Linked DNA regions of Homo sapiens: region 2 is linked to region 1. The links are chromatin loops, found by intact Hi-C in ENCODE. Cell type or tissue: ascending aorta. All regions are shown on one strand. Each heading gives the region's core, and the rest is flanking DNA. Links, peaks and the distances in the headings are about the cores only. Region 1 overlaps KIF5B (kinesin family member 5B). Region 2 has its middle 140 kb from the start of EPC1.

What was found. Peaks named below come from ENCODE experiments on the same cell type or tissue, not always from the same donor. Only the 100,000 strongest peaks of a DNase experiment are listed, where the experiment ranks them.
Region 2: it touches region 1 in a loop (4-fold over the local background); 26 of 110 quality-filtered maps call a loop at or near these places.

What each region holds. Positions count from the first base shown.
Region 1 is chr10:32,041,165-32,044,085 of GRCh38, forward strand. The region is part of intron 2 of KIF5B (kinesin family member 5B); the gene reads right to left. Among named protein-coding and RNA genes, the nearest start is that of KIF5B, 14 kb to the right of the region's middle. In ascending aorta, for the core only: no CTCF peak of the experiment used is centred there; no DNase peak of the experiment used is centred there; H3K4me3 peaks cover 1,115 bases; H3K27ac peaks cover 2,206 bases.
Region 2 is chr10:32,206,285-32,209,205 of GRCh38, forward strand. No RefSeq gene overlaps it. Among named protein-coding and RNA genes, the nearest start is that of EPC1, 140 kb to the right of the region's middle. RefSeq lists enhancers at 1,217-1,511, 1,257-1,551. In ascending aorta, for the core only: a CTCF peak has its summit at 1,394 (motif pointing left); a DNase peak (open chromatin) is centred at 1,377.

The DNA.
Region 1 (2,921 bases), core at 272-2,771:
CAAAATTATTTGTGGAAAGAGTGGCAAGAAAGATTCAGATTTTCTTTATGCTAATATGAAAGACTCCATCAAAGTTTAGTACATAAAGGATTTATAAAGACATTAAAGGAAATATATAACAACAGTAATTTTCTTAGTGATGACCCATCTAAGCAATTTTCTCTGGACCCAGACTGCTTTCTGTGGTTAATTAAGAAACAAATTTTAAATTCCACTGCTTATAATAAAGAATCTCTTGTATCAGTGTACATCTCAAATGTCATTACATCTACACTCCAAAGCTTTATGTGACCAAAAAGAAAAAAAATCCTCTGCCAATTTACATACAGATGAGATTTTAGAAACAAGACTAATTGATGGTTAATTAGTAGCTAATCCTCACAAACCCCGACCTTCCTCTTTATCCTACCCACAAAGTGTAACACTCACTCCTACCTCAAAATCAATTACCAAGAAGTTCCTATGAAAAAAAATGTTATGAGACAGGGTCTCCCCTCTGTTCAGAGTGCAATGGCACAATCATAGCTCACTGGTCACTGCAGCCTCAACCTCTTGGGTGTAGTAAGCTGCCTGCTTCAGCTTCAAGTAGCCAGGACTAGAGGCACATGCCACCAGGCCTGGCTAATTCTAAAAAAAATTTTGTAGAGACAGGGTCTTGCTATGTTGCCCAGGCTGATCTCAAACTCCTGGGCTCAAACAACCCTCCTGCCTCAAGCCTCACAAAGTGCTGGGATTACAGGCCTAAGTAAGCCCCTGCACCTGACCCTCCTATGAAATTTTTTTCTAGCCTCTGACATTAACATTTAAATATATTCTTTTATTAGGTCAAAGGGGGGAAAAAGGCAATCCTTTGATTTCTGGCTTTCGAGGATTTTGTTTGTTGTTTGTTTTTGGTGACAAGAAAGGTACTATGAAATTACATTCTATTCTAGAGGAAGCCAAAACAAAAAGAGAAGCCTCTGTTGGAAACAGCATATAACAGTGAAAAGTAAACTAATAAGCAAGCCAATCCTTGTTTTTATTCATTATTTTAAAAAGAAAAAAAAACCCCAACATGGGCACAACTAAGTGGATAACAGATTTCCTACAGAAACATTTATTAATGAGAAAAAAAGACATCATTACTAACTTCCCTGGGAAGATTTTAAGAGACTCCAAACATTTGAAACTTTCCTTCAAAATCTTTTTATTTTTGAGAAGGAAAGCAAAATTATTTCATGTATCACATTTACCTCTTCCTCTAACCCAATTCCACAACGCACCCCCAAAATATCTGGGTAAAAGTCTCATCCTATGTGTTCTTACAGTATCTGCATTTAATCATAACACTTACCAATGAGTATTCGATCAATTTACCTGTCTGCTTTACTCACTAGCCTGTCAACTCAAAGTCAGGACCGTGTTTAACTCCTAACACAGTGCCTGGCACTCCAGAGGAACTCAAATGCTTGCTGAATATTTATTACCATCATCAATGTACAGCATCTTTCTAAAGCCTCCCTCACCCTTTTAAATATACTTTTGCCATTCCTATGAGAAACAGAGGTGGACAACTCTGAACAAGTATTACTTCTTTCATACTGTATCAACAGAAAAAACATATTTAGGTAGTGAGATAACAGCACATCACGTTGTAGAAAGTCACTTTGTATCTCCCTGAACTTCAGCCTCCCCAGCAAAATGACTACTTAGGCAAAAGCTCTGAGAATTAGAAGTCATCATATAAAGTTACTATTAACATCTGAGAGCTTACAATGAGTCAGGTTCTAACCATTTTTTATATATTATTGTATTTAATCATCACAAAACCCCGTGCACGGTACTATTAGTTTTTTGTTTTTGAGACAGAGTCTTGCTCTGTCACCCAGGCTGGAGTGCAGTGGCGCAACCTCGGCTCACTGCAACCTCGGCTCACTGCAACCTCCGCCTCCCAGGTTCAAGCAATTCTCGTGCCTCAGCCTCCCAAGTAGCTGGGATTACAGGCATGTGCTACCATGCCCGGCTAATTTTTTATTTTTAGTAGAGACAGGGTTTCACCATGTTGGCCAGGCTGGTCTTCAACTCCTGACCTCAGGAGATTCGCCCACTTCGGCCTCCCAAAATGCTAGGATTACAGGCGTGAGCCACTGCGCCCAGCCCGCACTGTACTATTATTAGTCCCATTTTATAGATGAGAAAACTGAGACACAGAGAGGTTAAATAACTTGCCTGTAACTCCACAGCTAGTAAGATGAAGCTGAGACGCAAATGCAAATAGACTTGGTTCCAGAGACCTGCTCTTAACCACTGTACTATATACTCAAGGAGCAGAGGAACCAAAATAAATACAAGGTAGGCTACATCTGGAAAAACCAAAGGTGAATACAGCGGCAGAGAGTTCAGGTCAGGAAGCCATGGTGGAAAAAACAGGAAATCTACAAAGACCTGATGAGATGCTTATCATATAGTGGGCAATGAATAAATAGCTACTTAACACAAGGGAAACAAATCACTCAGATTCAGAATTCAAGAGAATACAAGTGGATAAACCTTATTCAAAAGTAACAATTGTATCTAACAAATCTACAGATAGGGAATGTTAATAGCCCTACATAAAATCAAGTTATAAACTTGTCCAGATAATTATGAGCCAGTGCATTCTCAGTGAACTTGTCGGGGACCCAGAGAGTACTATCTGCTTTCAGGTCATTACTGGCAACTTGCTCATCAAATCCCTATCTCAAAAGAAATCCCAGCTGGCCCATCATTCTGCTGATCTTTGCCTACCAACAATTTCTAACCATGGCTTCTCATCCAATCTGTTTAACAATGATTGTCCCAAGTACAACCTACCATGTATTTAATTGCTTTCCTGTCCTCACACCTCCCTAGGTACCCACGACCTACCCCTACGCCATCTTTCTCCTTAAATATGTGTATTT
Region 2 (2,921 bases), core at 156-2,655, 170 kb after region 1:
GCACCGTGGCTCACGCCTGTAATCCCAGCACTTTAGGAGGCTGAGGCGGGCAGATCACAAGGGTTAGGAGATTGAGACCATCCTGGCTAACACAGTGAAACCCCGTCTCTACTAAAAATAATTCAAAAAATTAGCCAGGCGTGGTGGCAGGTGCCTGTAGTCCCAGCTACTTGGGAGGCTGAGGCAGGAGAATGGCGTGAACCCGGGAGGCAGAACTTGCAGTGAGCGGAGATCGTGCCACTGCACTCCCAGCCTGGGCAACAGAGAGAGACTCAGTCTCAATTAAAAAAAAAAAAAATTAGCAAGATTCTCTGATTTTTGGAAGAGGAGAGGGTTTAAACATTATACCGGCCTGTCTCATTGCACATCTAGGGATACCCCAGGGACCATAACAATGCAAGGTGAGTGTCCTTTGCCATCCTCTGGCTTTTGGCCTTGTCCTACCCCAGATGTTTCTTGTCCTCATTCTGACTGCAAGTTGCAGTGAGCCCTTCATGGAAACCCAGATTTCCATGTTTGAATCCATCTTTCTTCCTTCCCTTGTAACCAAACTATAAAATACTCTAGTGTCCTAATTCAAACTTTAATGATTGGCAATGGCTTATCTCCTATCATGGAGTGAATGTCTGTGTCTCCCCCAAATTCAGATGTTGAAATTCCAACCCCCCCATGTGGTGGCATTAGAAGGTGGAGCCTTTGGGAAGTAATTAGGTCATGAGGGTGGAGTCCTCACAAATGGGATTGGTGCCCTTGTAAAAGGGACCCTAGCTCTTTCACCCTCTTCCCGCCATGTGAGGATACAAGAAGTCAGCGGTCTGCAACCTGGAAGAGGACCCTCACCATATCCTGGTCTGCTGGCACCTTGATCTTGGACTTCCAGCCTCCTGAACAAAAATAATTTCTGGTGTTTATAAGCCACTCAATTTAGTGATAGTAACCCAAACAGACTAAGACATCACCCTTGAGATTATTTGCATTTTAATAGAATACAATACCTTACCTTAAAAAAGTTCACTGTAAACCCTGGACCCAGGGAGATAGGATTGTGCAGAGGATGTCTTCCAGAAAAAGCACATTCCCAGAGCAGTAACCAGGACCTGAACCTTCTCTAGTTACAGTTCAACCACGTTGGAAAATCTAAAGCAATAGTTCTCAATTTACCAGCGCTTCAGAATGCCCTGGAGTGATGTAAGGAGGTGGGGGGAAATTAATGAGGTGGTGGGGAGCGGTGGGAAGACCCAGGGGTAGCACACTGTGCTATTGGTTATGGGTAACCTGAAATATTTACATTCTTTAGGATGAAGCTAAGGTGCTCTTGGCACCCTTCAAAGCATTGTGGGTGCCCTGACAGCGTGGAAATTTCCCCAGCCTCCTTTGTGGCAGCCCAGCAGCCCCACCTGGTGGGTTATGGAGGTAGAGGCAACAGGTCAGTTTTTTAAGTAGGAGGCCTGTTTGCTTGAATGGAGACTGAAATCCTAATGGGCTTGGGCAGGTGGTATTTTAATCTGTACTTAATTCTCTAGGCAGTTTGCAATGGGTTTTTATTTATTTATTTATTTATTTATTTATTTATTTATTTTTATTATTATACTTTAAGTTCTAGGGCACATGTTCACAACGTGCAGGTTTGTCACATATGTATACATGTGCCATGTTGGTGTGCTGCACCTGTCAACTCATCATTTACAATAGGTATATCTCCTAATGCTATCCCTCCCCCCTCCCCCCACCCCACGACAGGCCCCAGTGTGTGATGTTCCCCACCCTATGTCCAAGTGTTCGTTCTCATTGTTCAATTCCCACCTATGAGTGAGAACATGCGGTGCTTGGTCTTCTGTTCCTGTGATAGTTTGCTGAGAATGATGGTTTCCAGCTTCATCCATGTCCCTGCAAAGGACATGAACTCATCCTTTTTTATGGCTGCATAGTATTCCATGGTGTATATGTGCCACATTTTCTTAATCCAGTCTATCACTGATAGATATTTGGGTTGGTTCCAAGTCTTTGCTATTGTGAATAGTGCCGCAACAAACATACGTGTGCATGTATCGCTATAGCAGCATGATTTATGATCCTTTGGGTATACGCCCAGTAATGGGATGGCTGGGTCAAATGGTATTTCTAGTTCTAGATCCTTGAGGAATCATCACACTGTCTTCCACAATGGTTGAACTAGTTTACAGTCCCACCAACAGTGTAAAAGTGTTCCTATTTCTCCACAGCCTCTCCAGCACCTGTTGTTTCCTGCCTTTTTTTTTTTTTTTTTTTTTTTTTGAGATAGAGACTCGCTCTGTCACCCAGGCTGGAGTGCAGTGGCGCAATCTCGGCTCACTGCAAGCTCCGCCTCCCGGGTTCACACCATTCTCCTGCCTCAGCCTCCCGAGTAGCTGGGATTACAGATGCCTGCCACCATGCTTGGCTAATTTTTTGTACTTTTTAGTAGAGACGGGTTTCACCATGTTAGCCAGGATGGTCTCAATCTCCTGACCTCGTGAACCACCCGCCTCGGCCTCCCAAAGTGCTGGGATTACAGGCATGAGCCACCGCGCCTGGCCATTTCCTGACTTTTTAATGATCACCATTCTAACTGGTGTGAGATGGTATGTCATTGTGGTTTTGATTTGCATTTCTCTGATGGCCAGTGATGATGAGCATTTTTTCATGTGTCCGTTGGCTGCATAAATGTCTTCTTTTGAGAAGTGTCTGTTCATATCCTTCACCCACTTTTTGATGGGGTTGTTTGTTTTTTTCTTGTAAATTTGTTTAAGTTCTTTGTAGATTCTGGATATTAGCCCTTTGTCAGATGGGTAGATTGCAAAAATTTTCTCCCATTCTGTAGGTTGCCTGTTCACTCTGATGGTAGTTTCTTTTGCTGTGCAGAAGCTCTTTAGTTTAATTAGATCCCATTTGTCAATTTTGGC